Regions from separate parts of the Homo sapiens genome. Here region 2 is linked to region 1. Evidence: read pairs that join two places in POLR2A ChIA-PET (ENCODE). Cell type or tissue: PC-9. All regions are shown on one strand.

What was found. ChIA-PET counts read pairs that join two places held together with the same protein. Peaks named below come from ENCODE experiments on the same cell type or tissue, not always from the same donor. Only the 100,000 strongest peaks of a DNase experiment are listed, where the experiment ranks them.
Region 2: POLR2A ChIA-PET joins it to region 1 with 10 read pairs; 2 of 35 experiments call an interaction of 5 or more read pairs at or near these places.

Annotation. Positions count from the first base shown.
Region 1 is chr9:124,501,967-124,504,466 of GRCh38, reverse strand. It overlaps NR5A1 (nuclear receptor subfamily 5 group A member 1), which reads left to right. Exons shown (of 7, transcript NM_004959.5): 2 at 1,057-1,173; 3 at 1,247-1,388. The coding sequence starts at 1,072. Among named protein-coding and RNA genes, the nearest start is that of NR5A1, 4.2 kb to the left of the region's middle. RefSeq lists enhancers at 1-999, 320-1,010. In PC-9, no CTCF peak of the experiment used is centred here; no DNase peak of the experiment used is centred here.
Region 2 is chr9:124,732,929-124,735,428 of GRCh38, reverse strand. NR6A1 (nuclear receptor subfamily 6 group A member 1) reads left to right here. Exons shown (of 10, transcript NM_033334.4): 2 at 2,080-2,121. Among named protein-coding and RNA genes, the nearest start is that of NR6A1, 37 kb to the left of the region's middle. RefSeq lists an enhancer at 180-711. In PC-9, no CTCF peak of the experiment used is centred here; DNase peaks (open chromatin) are centred at 168 and 1,168; H3K4me3 peaks cover 383 bases; H3K27ac peaks cover 2,447 bases.

The sequences.
Region 1 (2,500 bases):
GCTGCTGCGGCTTTGTCTCCCCCGGGGAGGGGGTCCCGGCGGCTCTGCGTTTTCGGGCTCTCGGTCCCGGCGCCGTCGTTTTCCGCCTCCTGCGGCCCGGGCCCCCGTCTGGGTCCGACCCTGCGGGGCCTCGCCTTGGCGCTTGGGCTCCTGCCCGGCAGGTTTCCGCGCGTCCCCTGTCCCCGACCCTCGGGCTGGGCGCTTCCGCCTCCAGGTTTTCTCTCCGTGTTTCTGTAGCTCCCCGGCCTCGTCTCTCCGGGGCTCCTCTCGTCTCGGCGTCTCTGTCTGTCGTCTATCGTTGTGTCTCTGGCTCTGCGTCAGTCTCTCTTGGGTTTTCTCTTCGGGCCTCCGCTGTCTCTCCGAGTCTCTGATCCAATCCCCCACCCCTCGTTTCTCTCTCTCTCTCTCTCTCTCGTCTCTCTCTCTCTCTCTCTCTCTCTCTGTCTCCCTGTCTCTCTCCATCCCTCCCTGTGTCTCGTCCCCGCCGGGTTCTCTCTAGCTGGGCGTCTCAGTGTCTGTGTCTCTGGCACTCTCGGACTGGCCTCGTGTCTGCGCCCGGTGGCGTCGGTCGTTGTCTCTCGCCAGAGTTTCTTCCCATCTCTGGCTCCCCCGGACTCTGTCTCTGCCTCCTTCGTCTCTGTCGGGTTCCCAGAACACCCGGGCCGGGCGCCCCAGCGCTCCTGGGTCCCCTGGCGTCTTCCCCGCGGCTGAGCCCATCTCTTTTTCTCAGAATCGGGGTTTTGTTCTCAGACAAACGAATCCCAATCGAAGCGCATCGAACCCGAGGGCCCCAGATCGGGCGCGACGGGGTCCGCGCGGGAGGAGCCCCCCGGACGGGGCGGGAGCGTGGGGCCTGGCAGGGGAAGGCCGGGCGCGGGGACTGCACCGGACCCACCCCGGGACGCTGCGCGGGGCGCTCGGTGGGTGCCGGCGGCAGCGCCTGGGCACAGAGAGGGGATTACGCGACGGGCCGGCGACAGCGGCTGGGGCGGCGGCCGCGGGGACCCCAGGCTGCCGGTCTCCGCCGGCCCTCCCTGACCCGCTGTCCCTCCGCAGGCGGACGCCGCGGGCATGGACTATTCGTACGACGAGGACCTGGACGAGCTGTGCCCCGTGTGCGGGGACAAGGTGTCCGGCTACCACTACGGACTGCTCACGTGTGAGAGCTGCAAGGTGAGCGGCGAGCGCGCGGCAGGGGTGCGGCAGACGGGCGCTGCGGGGCCTCGCTGACTCTCAGCTCCCGCAGGGCTTCTTCAAGCGCACGGTGCAGAACAACAAGCACTACACGTGCACCGAGAGCCAGAGCTGCAAGATCGACAAGACGCAGCGCAAGCGCTGTCCCTTCTGCCGCTTCCAGAAATGCCTGACGGTGGGGATGCGCCTGGAAGGTGCGCGCCGCGCGGGCCTCGACCCCTGACCCCCCACAGCCTGAGGGGGTAGGGGGTGGGGGTGGGAGAGGGGCTGAGGGGATAGTACCATTGGCCTTCGCGAAGGCCCCTCGTGCGACATTAGGGCCCAGTCGCTGCAAGAGAACCGGGCGCTGGCGCTGGGTGGGCCTCGGGCGGGGAAGGGACGCTGGCAAGGCCAGCCTGGGTTGGGCTGAGAAGTATCCAAAAGTGAACCCTATGGAGATGACTCTTTCCCCAGCCCCTGCCAGGGCCCCAGCACAGGGTCGGCAGAGCTCCTCCCTCTGTGAGGAGGTCCCCATGCCCCCAAAATACCCAACCCCAGCCAGCAGAGGCCAAGTCCCAGTGCCCGCACTGTCAGTCAGGCTGGGTGACATTGGGCAAAATCCTTAACCTCTCTAAACCGCAGATTTCCCATGTGAAACATGGGCTTGGCCGGATGGAGCGGCTCATGCCTGTAATTCCAGCATTTGGGAGGCTGAGGCAAGAGGATCACTTGAGCCCAGAAGTTTAAGACCAGCCTGGGCAACATGGAGAAACCTTGTATCTATAAAATATAAAAAAGTAGCTGGGCGTGGTGACATGTGCCTGTAGTCCTAGCTACTCAGGAGGCTGAGGTGGGGGGATCACTTGAGCCTGGAAAGTCGAGGCTGCAGTGAGCTATGATCACACCACTCCACTCCAGCCTGGGCGAGAGGGAAACCCTGTCTCAAAAAATAAGTACATAAAAATAAAAAAGAAAGAAAAGAAAAGGCAGAAAGAGAAAGAAAGAAAAGAAAAATGGGCTTAACGGCAGCGCCTTCCTCCAGTGAGTGAGTGTGGGGATCGGTGCAGGCAAGCTGAAGGTGCCTAGGCGTTCATTGCCGCAGGTTAGCTGTCAAGCCCATCACGCTTTCCATTAGGATCTGCCCACCACCACCGCCCAGCCCCCACACATTCAGCTGCCCATCTGCTTGTCTGTCCGTCCATCCAAAGGGCTCTCTGGTTTATTGGCTCAGCCAGTGAGATTCCTTCCCGTCATGTTCTTAGCCAGGCCCTGAGGGGGCCGGGCAGTGGGGGACAATTGAATTGCCCCCAAGAAACCCAGGCCCCTC
Region 2 (2,500 bases), 230 kb before region 1:
AGAAGCAGCTCTGCAGATGGATAAGGCACAGTCAGTCCCTAGCCTTGAAGATTTCACTGTCTAGTGGAAGAAGCAGGTATTTAAACTATTCCTTTATTGTTTGGTGAATGCTGGTGAGGCCTCTTTTGTTTTCCATATTTCATTGTTGTGATATTGGAACTGAATCTTAAAGGATGAGTCATTTTTACCAAATGGAGGAGGAGGAGGACTCACAGAAAGGCAAGAAAGAATGTGGCATGTTTGGTGTGGTCAGAACAGCCCAGAATTGCAAAGGACTTTAAAAGTTGTGATGTTTAAGCTGGGCTTTCTGTAATCCCAGCACTTTGGGAGGCGAAGGTGGTCAGATCACTTGAGGTCAGGAGTTTGAGACCAGCCTGGCCAACAGGATGAAACCTGTCTCTACTAGAAATACAAAAATTAGCTGGGCATGGTGGCAGGTGCCTGTAATCCCAGCTGCTCAGGAGACTGAGGCAGGAGAATCGCTTGAAACCAGGAGGCGCGGAGGTTGCAGTGAGCTGAGATTGCATCACTGCACTCTAGCCTGGGCGATAGAGCAAAACTCCGTATCAAACAAAAACAAAGTCGTAGTGTTTAAGCAGTTGGCCTGCTGCATGAATCTCATTTCTCCCATATGACGGCTAGTTGTTGGTCTGGCTTTTGGTCACCCAGTTTTGACAGAAGTTACTTTCATACCCCTCTAGTCCTAATTTTGCTTCTTTTTTTTGTTTTATTTTTTGAGACAGCGTCTCGCTCTGTTGCCCAGGCTGGAGTGCAATGGTTCAATCTCGGCTCACTGCAACCTCCACCTCCCAGACTCGAAAGATTCTCCTGCCTCAGCCTCCCGATTAGCTGGGATTGCAGCCAAGCACCATCATGCCTGGCTAATTTTTGTATTTTTAATAGAGACAGGGTTTCACCCTGTTGGCCAGGCTGGTCTTGAATTCCTGGCCTCAAGTGATCAGCTCGTTTTGGCCTCCCAGAGTGCTGGGATTACAGGCATGAGCCACTGCACCCGGCACCAAGATCCGATATTTCTGAATTTACTGGTGAAATACTACAGTTGTTTACTGAACAGCTACTCCGTGCTAGGCTTGTGAGAGGTAATGGGGTTAAAGCTGTAAAACAAGGCAGGTCGGATCCCCGCCCTCATGGAACAGTCTCATTGTGGTCAGACGCTGAACAAGTAGTTCCTTGTTGATGAGTGCTAGAAGCAAGCACAGGTGTTAGAGATAATTATAAACAGGAATTTGACCTTGTGTGTGAGACAAGGGTGAAAGAGGCAAGAGAAAACTTTTCTGAGGAAATATTTAAACTGAGGAAGAGTAGAAAGCAAACAGAAGAAAGTATGCAGCCATTTCAGGAAAAACAAAACCTTTCATCAACGATGTATAGAGGACGTACTATGTTTGCCATTCCTTGTGCTTGATTTATCTCTCCAGTGTGTTAGTTATATACCAGCCAGACAAATATAGCTCATACTTTTTGGGTCTGAGCATATGAAATGTGAAGTGTGCTCTGAGAGGTATTTATTCCAACCTGAATAGCATACTTATTAATGGAAAAATTGCTTTCATTTGTTTGTGTAGGTAAAATTCTTCAGCATTTGTGAAAAATTTACATGATATTACACTGTCTGATATTGTTGTTAATATTTTACATACTTTGCTTTCTTTTGGAAAAGAATTAGCAGTGTTAAATAGAATATGACAGGTATTAAATGAATTGTAATTTTCCTGTGAATTTTTATTCCAACGGACATTGCCATGATAACTCATAATTACTTGTGCTGTTGTATATTGAGCTCCTACTGTGTGGCAAGGCCTATGGTAAGCATTTTATTTTGGTAACTTGTTTAATCCTCATTACAATTCTGTGGTAAATGCTATTATCTGTTTTTATATTGAAGGGATGAAATGGAGGCTCAGAGGGATATGTAGTAGCTAAATGTTAGAGCTAGGATTGAAACCCAAATTGACTTCTGAGTATAGATTTCCCCCCAACTGTATGATACTTCATATTTGGAGTCAGCTTGAAGTAATTCACAAATTGTAATTTTTTTTCCTATTGTTTTCTCTTTAGGTTTCTGTCAGGATGAATTGGCAGAGCTTGACCCAGGCACTAGTAAGTTCTCAATGTTACCCAATATTCTTTGGTAAGAAAAGGATGTGTGTGTACACTTTTAAGTGAATAACTTAAGGTGTCATTGATAAGCCTTACTTTATTGACTCTCAGATTTTATTTCACTTTAATTTGTAATTATAGGAAGGGCACTCTGTCTTTTCTAGTTATGCTTTCTTCTGATATTATTCAGTGGCCAGGATCTATCTGTTTAATAGAAAGTTGGTTTGCTGAAAATTTCTGTTTAACACCAGTCTCCTTGCTTTGTTCTCCATCCTTCCATGAAACCAACAAAAATAAAAATTGTACTTTGAAGCCAGGCGTGGTGGCTGACGCCTGTAATCCCAGCACTTTGGGAGGCTGAGGCGGGTGGATCACCTGA